2 separate regions of the Homo sapiens genome follow, and region 1 is linked to region 2. Evidence: read pairs that join two places in POLR2A ChIA-PET (ENCODE). Cell type or tissue: OCI-LY7. All regions are shown on one strand. Links, peaks and the distances in the headings refer to the core of each region. The heading gives the core; the rest is flanking DNA. Region 1 overlaps TMEM131L (transmembrane 131 like). Region 2 overlaps TMEM131L (transmembrane 131 like).

What was found. Peaks named below come from ENCODE experiments on the same cell type or tissue, not always from the same donor. Only the 100,000 strongest peaks of a DNase experiment are listed, where the experiment ranks them.
Region 1: POLR2A ChIA-PET joins it to region 2 with 5 read pairs; 2 of 35 experiments call an interaction of 5 or more read pairs at or near these places.

Annotation. Positions count from the first base shown.
Region 1 is chr4:153,602,601-153,607,002 of GRCh38, reverse strand. It overlaps TMEM131L (transmembrane 131 like), which reads right to left. Exons shown (of 35, transcript NM_001131007.2): 23 at 4,276-4,402; 24 at 3,551-3,700; 25 at 2,573-3,201. Among named protein-coding and RNA genes, the nearest start is that of TLR2, 79 kb to the left of the region's middle. In OCI-LY7, for the core only: no CTCF peak of the experiment used is centred there; no DNase peak of the experiment used is centred there.
Region 2 is chr4:153,528,936-153,533,337 of GRCh38, reverse strand. The region is part of intron 3 of TMEM131L (transmembrane 131 like); the gene reads right to left. All of the region lies in intron 2 of LOC105377498 (a long non-coding RNA gene), which reads left to right. Among named protein-coding and RNA genes, the nearest start is that of TMEM131L, 65 kb to the right of the region's middle. In OCI-LY7, for the core only: CTCF peaks have their summits at 1,975 and 2,174; no DNase peak of the experiment used is centred there; H3K4me3 peaks cover 1,048 bases; H3K27ac peaks cover 2,779 bases.

The DNA of each region.
Region 1 (4,402 bases), core at 147-4,146, 74 kb before region 2:
CGGATATTTTCCCAGGACAGTGCTGTGAACATAAAACAGTCAGAACAAAATGCATGTCCATGTACAAACTTCCCTGGGAGGAATCTCCTGCTAACATATAACTTCTGCAGACACGTAGAGGACTGTGAATTAGCACCTCTGAATTTGCTGGTCTGAACATGGTGGAAAGCAAAAGTTCTTTCCTCAGCTCTTACTTGATCTGATCAACAATCACTCTGGTACCACTTAACATGCTGCTGATCCAGCCAAACAGTATTTTTAAATTCTGGCAGTGAAAGATTTGTTGCCATTTAAAACATTATAAGCATACTAGTAATCTGTACAGGAAGGAAAGATTCTGGGCAGGTTTACCATCTACAATGATACAGGCAAACTCTATGTTTCCAGACTCCCATATTAAATTTACTCACGCTTATTAAAGTGTTATTACCTGCTCATCTTGGCTCAGCTATTGGCATTGAATGTCAAGTACTAGACAGGAGGATCCTGAAGAAGAATTCAAATCCTCTGACCTACTCTGACACTACATTTCTCATCCATGCCTTTATATTTCAACTGCTTTAAAGTATTAAGATATAGAAGGTCCCTCCCATCCATCTACCACACTGCCACGGGCATTGCATCTTGCAGGCACATATCTCTTGTGGGCACAAGCGATCACAGAAGAAGCACTTCTGGAGGGAGGATTCCCTCAACTCTAATTTCAAGTGTGTGCAAAGTCATCCTATGTCAAAGACTGTGCTCAAGCCTAAAAGACTCACGTAACAGGGGAAATGTCCAACAGGACTCACTCCATAATTCACCTTTTCACAAATGTTTTGTATTCTAGACCCCAGAGAGTGTCTGGGAGAGAAACAGAATAAGACACCCAATCACCCCATCATAATACATCCACAGACAAGGTATGCCATGGTTTGATTTGAAGATCTGGGTGAACTGCATTACCAGGGGGCATACTCACACGCCAGGTGGAGGAGACAGGGCACAGTGTCCACCCTGCAGACATAAGTCCACTTCAGGCGTGTGCACCACTGCCAGGGGAAACGGTACAAACGGGTTGGACTAAATGCACCAAGAATGCATGTGTGCAGCTGCCTAGACCACATTCCCCTCAGAGGACTCCAACTTTCTTTTAAATTAGAAATGTCCTTATACAGAACATTTAAAATTCAGTTGAGGATTTTCACCAAATGCATAAAAGCTCATCAGAAGTAGTCAATCCATAATATTTCTGTACCTCTTCTCCAATATCAAGAAGTGAAAAAGATGAAGTTATATTTAGATGCTTCAAATAAGACAAAAGGTGACTGAGTTTTCCAGATTAAAAATTGTCAAAAATCTGACCATAGGCTGGGAGCAGTGGCTCACGCTTGTAATCCCAGCATTTTAGGAGGCCAAGGCAGGCAGATTGCTCGAGCTCAGCCTGGCTAACATGGTGAAACCCCATCTCTACAAAACAGTACAAAAATTAGTTGGGCATGATGGCATGTGCCCGTAGTCCCAGCTACTCAGGAGGCTGGGATGGGAAAATGGCTTGAGCCCCGGAGGTGGAGGTTGCAGTGAGCCAAGATTGCGCCACTGCAGTCCAACCTGGGTGATAGAGCCAGACCTTATTTCAAACAAAATAAAACAAATCTGACTATAACAGGTACAGAAATACGTATATTCAAATGGTCAGGGTGGACAAAAAAAGAAAATAAATAAGCACAGGCCCTTATGCTAGAGGCCAAAGGGATCTATTAAAGGATAATGACAATTCCCAATGGAGGTCATCCTCCTAGTCTACTTTGGCTTGTATTTTCCTTAACTGTTTTTGGTACATGAGAACATCTGTCTTCTTTTAACCAAGGAATACAATTAGAGAAGAACCAGGGCCAGGCAACCTGAGATGGTGGCAGCTGTTAAATAAAATAGCTGAAGTTTTGTTCAGTCAGAAACATTTCATGGGCTGATTAATTTTTACAGATAGTCTGAAAATCTGAGCTAAAAAAAATAATTTAGGCCAGGTTCGGTGGCTCACGCCTATAATCCCAGCACTTCTGGAGGCCAAAGGGGTGGATCACTTGAGGTCGGAGTCTGAGCCCAGCCTGGCCAACATGGTGAAACTTCGTCTCTACTAAAATTACAAAAATTAGCCAGGTGTGGTGGCACACACCTGTAATCCCAGCTACTCGAGAGACTGAGGCAAGAGAATCACTTGAACCCAGGAGGCGGAGGTCACAGTGAGCCAAGATCACACCACTGCACTCTAGCCTGGACGACAGAGCAAGACTCCATCTCAAATAAATAAATAAATAAAATTAGAAAAAGGTGTCCATGTCCATCCCAACAAGAAAATATGATATTCATAGTCTTCTAAACTTATGTACTAAAATTTAAACCTCTTAGTCACAACATTTTAAAAGCTTGATGTCTTGTCTTGAACTTTTCATTTTGTCTTTTTTCAATATTTAAACCTTTGCTAAAACTCAGCATCCACAATTAAAACTAACGGTCACAGGTGAGAACAATTCCATTAAAAACAGACTGGGTACAAACAGGAGAGAATTATCAAAGGGGATGAAAAGATTACCATTATTTTTCCTGGAAATTTCTGGCAAGTCTGGCTGGTGGTACTGAGGTGAGTTTCTTGGTAAATGGTTTTCAGGTAGTTTCTTGGAGGTCTTCAGTGGACAGAGCTCCCGTTCCTTGAACTCGGCTGTGTTCTCTGAAGTTTTAATGTCAGTTTCCTTAGGAAACATACATGTCTGTATTCCCTCCTTCATACTACATTCTGAAGAAGGATTACTGAAAACAATTGTGTTTTTCAGTGTGTTTTCTTCTTTATTCAGTAAGTTTTTGGGAAGGGTTAAATTCTTCTGCAGGTTGACATTTATGCCACTTGCATATCTGAGGCTGATCCAGTTCTCACGCATGGCATCAGTGCAAATGTCCTCTTTAGCAGCAGGCAGTGAGCTGCCCAGGGGTGAAGTCTGTTTTTCCTCAGTAGTCGTGCTGGTGCTGCTGGCCGCAGCTGTGCTGGTTTTGTGTTTACTGTAATACACTGAGCATTTGTGCTTCTTCTGAGAATGACCATAGGTGGCTGGGCTCCTCTTTGCAGCATTCTGGATCCTGCTTTGGGGAGTGTTCACTGGAAGGCAGTTCTTCCCCCTGCCTTTATCAGAGGGGCCATATGTATCGAGAAAGTTCTTGCAATTGCTTCTGAATTTAAGAAGAAAAACATTTAGCATAGAGGCAAATCAAATCAAACTCTACTTGTCTGCTTCCATATCCATGAGAAAAGGGTAGCAATCAGTACTGAGTGTAAGTTTTACCTTCCCTTCTTCCAAAGCTCCAAGAGTTTTCTGCCAATGAGAATACCCATCAACTAAGTCCTTGCATGGAGACTATCTCATAATAATAATGGGGCAGCTGTTCACATAATGACTTAAAATTTTATGAAAGCAAATGTAGAATCAAAATTTATGTTTACTTAAAATTAAATCAGAAATGAGTAATATCAAAAGTGAGAAACCGCCCCCGCTCCCAACCACACTATAAGAATTCTTACTTGTAAGAATGGGGGCTGATTACATCCATAGGACCATTGTTTTGCTGTGAAGAGGAGCTAGCATTTTGCCTCTGTCTTGTTTTCATGAATTCCATGAGAATGTACTGTGCTTGTTGGAAGGCTATTAAAATCACACCCAACAGGGACAAACTGAGGAAGAAAGCAACAAGGTTCAGTATTGCATGGTTCTGACTGGCATTCAAAAGACTAGTTTCATTACAGAAGAGTGGGGAATGATTTACGAAAAACATCTGAAGATGCAGTATTAAAATTCCCTAAGATTTATCACATAATTTCTGATGTTCCTTAAACACACACACAAAAGTTTCCAAAATTGTGCATATTTATAAATTTGACATTACAATTCCATTTTTATGAAATCACTCAAAAAGGGTCATTCCAGCCTCCTAATCTCAAATCATCACTGCATGAGCTAACACAAGTAATTAACATTCATATCATCCACCATGACTGCCTATGAACACACTATATATGGAGCACAACTGTCTATGATACTTCTAGGTCCTATGACTCTCTTACGATTAGTTTACTATAACCTTAAAGTGTACCAGTGAATACTTCATGGATGTCACAGTTCTTGAAGCAGTAACAATTCCACTCAATTCATATACTTTGACTACACTCGGGCAGTTCACGTTTTCACACAACTTGCCTGGATGACTTCTCTACTCAGTGAGAGAACAAGGGAGACAGTAGTGGTTTACCTGACAAAGAAGACCGTGAGCCTCCAAAATGACTCCTCCCAGCTGGGTCCTGGAACCACGTCTGCACACAAGGGCAACAGGTGATGAGGGAGAGTCACATTGAGAGTGAAGCGAAATTCTAGGTCCG
Region 2 (4,402 bases), core at 112-4,111:
TACTTATAATGGGGTGAACGTGGCCAATGTGGAAATAAAAGAATTAAGAAGGAGGCTGGGTGCGGTAGCTTACGCCTGTAATCCCAGCACTTTGGGAGGCCAAGGCGGGTGGATAAAGTGAGGTCGGGAGTTCGAGACCAGCCTGACCAACATGGAGAAACCCCGTCTCTACAAAAATACAAAATTAGCCGGGTGTGGTAGTGCATGCCTGTAATCCCAGCTACTTGGGAAGCTGAGGCAGGAAAATTGCTTGAACCCGGGAGACAGAGGTTGTGGTGAGCCAAGATCGCCAACACTGCACTCCAGCCTGGGCAACAAGAACGAAACTCTGTCTCAAAAAAAAAAAAAAAAAAGAATTGAGAAAGAGAGAGAATCCCTAAATCCACCTGTGCCTGAAGCTAATACCCCTGCTTCTTCCAGGTTACCAGGGCCAATGAGTTCCTTTAATGCGTCAGCTAGCTGAGTGAAATCTGTCACTTGAAGCTGAAAAGATTCCAACTAGTAGGTACATGAACCCAGCAACTAAAACATAATTCATGAGATTGTGTCCAAAAGTCAGCAGGTAACCTTTGGAACGTTAAGAAACATTTTATGACTATTTATAAAAACAAATGCTTTCCGAGAAACAGTATAATTTTGCAAAAGGCTGAAGATGATCTGAAATTCCCACTTAAAAAAAAAAGAAAAAGTGTCCGTCGAAAAGTACAAACTACATTTTCTTTATAAAAGAACCAACAGGTTATTTTAGGAGGGATAAAAGTGTTCTAAAATTAGAGTGTGCTGCTGGTTGCAAAACCCCACAAATACACTAAAAAATATTGAGTTGCACTCTTTAAGTGGGCAAATTGTATGCCATGTGAATTGTATCTCAATAAAGCTTTTTTTTTTTTTAAAAAAAAAGCACTAATAGCAAGTAAGCACACACGCCAGACTCCTAATTCAATCATTCTGTCAGGATTCCATGTAGGAAAGAGGAGGCCATTTCTACAGATGCATCTTCTCACACATGTACCCATACAAGCTCTACACAAGCTCATTCCCTTTCTGTGCACACATACGCCTCCTGTACATAATGAAAATGCCATATGCAGATGCATTTGATTAGCACCATCCACATTTCCCATAATTATGCAGTGCTTTGTAAGCTGCAGTTAATTCCTGACTATTATCCAAGTGCAAAATCATTCTGCCTAATTTCAAGCAGCCTGGCAGCTGCAGAGGAAGAACAGCTTTGGCCTTCAGTGGAGATCCATTTGACATATAACCCCTGCTGCTACAAGGACTCCAATCATCTAGAGCTAATCAATTTCAATCAAGCAGGCTCTACTAGACTGGAGAACAATGGTGATTTCCTTCTTCATCTGTTAGCATGCACCTTAAAAGGGCCAGAAGATGAAGAGAAGGGCAGAAATCAGGACTGGGGTTTGGTGGGGAGGTGGTGGAGAGGTGGGGAAATAGAATAAGAGAAGAACAAGTGCTTACACCAGACATGTGATCCTTAAAACACCTGGCTTCCAGAGCTCAGCAAACTCTAACAGTACAAAATTATCCTAAATTCGCCAGTTCTCCAAATAATCCCTTGACCTCTCTTCTTAGGAGGCATTTCCGGATTTTAAATAACTTCCATTGTCTTTTTCCTTTAACTATAAACAGAGATAAGAAAATATACTAACAGCACTTTATACAATAAAATAGCGTATTATACTGTAAAATGCCACGTTTATATAATAAAATACTGTATAATAAGGTAGTCACATGAATTTTTAACTCTCATTACAGACAACTCAATTTTTATTCTGGATTCAGTAACATTTTTGAAATATATTCCTTTCCTCCAGTAATAACAAAAGAGGGAAATCCTGTAGAGTTCACATTCTGACAGTATTTACAGGATTAATCCCTTTATATCCAAGAAAAGGTATATCCTCTGTAGTGGAATCTTTAAAAATGTGTAGCTCCTAAACACTTCCTCCCTTTTAAAAAGAATTCTCATGGGCACTGGCTCCTAGAGTCAAGAAATAATTTAGTCCAGTAATAGCCAATGTGGCCATCTCTCAGAGATAATATGGATTCAAGGGTTCCAGCACTTCCCCCGTATCAGAATTTCTAGGGATAGAGCCTAGGAATCTGTGTTTGAGGAATAGCTCTCTCAGACAATTCCAGTGTACATGCATCCACTAGGGGAGCAGAAGGAACCTGAGTACATGCATTTGGGAACCACTGATCCATTTATCCATCTATCTGCTGCTCATTCCAGGATACTTGCAGTGACACTTCTGTTTCCAATGCAGCTCATTCCCATTATAAAATTCTTCAGCCTCAGCCAGAGTCAGGCTGCAGGAAATGAGCTAGCTATTTTAAGCAGAAAGGGATTTAATATAGAGAATTAGGTGCTTATAAAATCACTGAAGAGTTCAAGGGAGCAGGCTCTATGCCGGGCCTCCAGGAAAGACTCCCAGAACCACATGGAACTGGCCCACAAGGGGTGCTGGTGCCTCTGCCACATCAGGAAAGTGGGGGGGCCTCAGGAAGCTATCTTGGAACTACTGAGTCAGCCACATCCTCTCAGCTGCGATCCTAAGACCTAAGAGCTACCTCTGTCACTGCTGCTGGTCCAATGTCAGATATCAACTCAGTCAAACAGTGGGACGAAATCACTCACTTTTTGCTATGCTCCAGAGGTCGAACTTGCATGAGTGAAATGTGCTTGTGAAAATACCCAATGAATACCTTTTAAAGGTACTTGCCAGCACCAAGTACAGCAAGCCAGCCTACCCTGGACAGAAGACCCTCAACTTCAAACTACGCCTATGCAGCATTCTCTTTTCAAGCAGTCTCTAACAACCCTCAAGTCTCTCTCACCTACAGTACTTCCTTTGGGCGTTTTTCTATTTCCCCTTCCTGTGGGGAAACTGCTCGTTCATGTCCCAGTACTGTACCATACCTAATAATATCTTTTGAATTTATTCTTTGATTTAGCTCATAATGCAGCCTGTCTAGATCAGGGTCCTGATTTATCATCCAATAAACCGGCTCTTTTCCCCAAAATGCCACCATCCACCAAATTAATGACACTTAAACTATCAGTTTAAGTATACTAATGCCACTTCCCCTGGAATATCCTGATAATCACGTTACCAAGATCTGCCAAAATTCAACCAGCAATTTTTACACAGTATTTCCCGGACCTTATATCCAACACAGCATTAGGTGTAGTGAATGGATAAAAGTATAAAACACAGACCCTGACTACAAGGAGTTTGTATTCTCCAGGAAGCAGCACAGACCTAAAAAAAAAAAAAAAGGACAACAGAGATGGCAAGAATTTTAGAGGCTGCAAATGGAATATTTGACACAAATATGAACTATAAACTACTTAGATTTGAAATAATGATGGTCCTTAAAGCATGTGTGAGGTCTCGTGAAATGAACATATGGTAACATCTTGTGTAACAGCCTGTTTTAACAGAGACCATTTTTGCAATCAGATCTTACTTAATACACTGTGTGACTTCAAAACATGGGCATAAGCCAAATACAGAAAATCTCCCACAGGTTATGTGAAGGGGGTAGGGGAGAAAAAGGGAGGTGTTTGAAGCAAATGAAATCATTCCTATCACAAGGATTCAGACCAGAGAGTATACCACAGCGTGACATAAAACGTACACATACCCTTAAATTTTAAAATTTATTTTCCCTTGTGCTCAAACTACTTTTCCTCCTAGATTTAATTTGGTGTTATATTTGTGCTTGCATTAAGATTTTCCCCCCAAGGATTCAGTTTTCTCTTCTCTTTAGTTTTTCAACTCTTTCAATCCACTCCCTTCCAAAGTAGCAGTATCTATTTCTAAATAAAGAGTCCACTATAGGTTTAGTTACTTTACATACTCACTTTCAGTAAGTGGAAACATATACACTGACTAAAGTTCCTCTTCAAGTCATGCTGAAGATGAAACAGGTACACCCACAAAAGCTTGCCAATTTTAGTGGAAATTTTACTTTCATTTCTTTTGTAAAAAGGATTCCATCCCATCTACATTTTAGAAGTATGCTGTGTACCATTTCCTTAAATAGAATATTCAAAGTAATCAATCATTTCTTTTACCAGTGCAAGTACAACTGACTCTCTATGGAACAGAACATTTCCATTTTCTACAGATGAAAGTCAAGGTTCAAAGACATGAGGTTAAGTGTCATTTCTCATAAGCACCGAGATAAAATTAATCACAAAACCTCCCAGAAATCACCAGTGATCACAGAACAGGCAACTGATGGGCAGTCTCTGGGACCCTCTGGACAGTGGGGATAAAAGCAATGGAAGGTTCTTCCTCAGCTCACTGGATCCCACCTCTTTAATCCGGAGGCCACAACTCTCGGAGGCCAGACCCACAGAAACTTACCC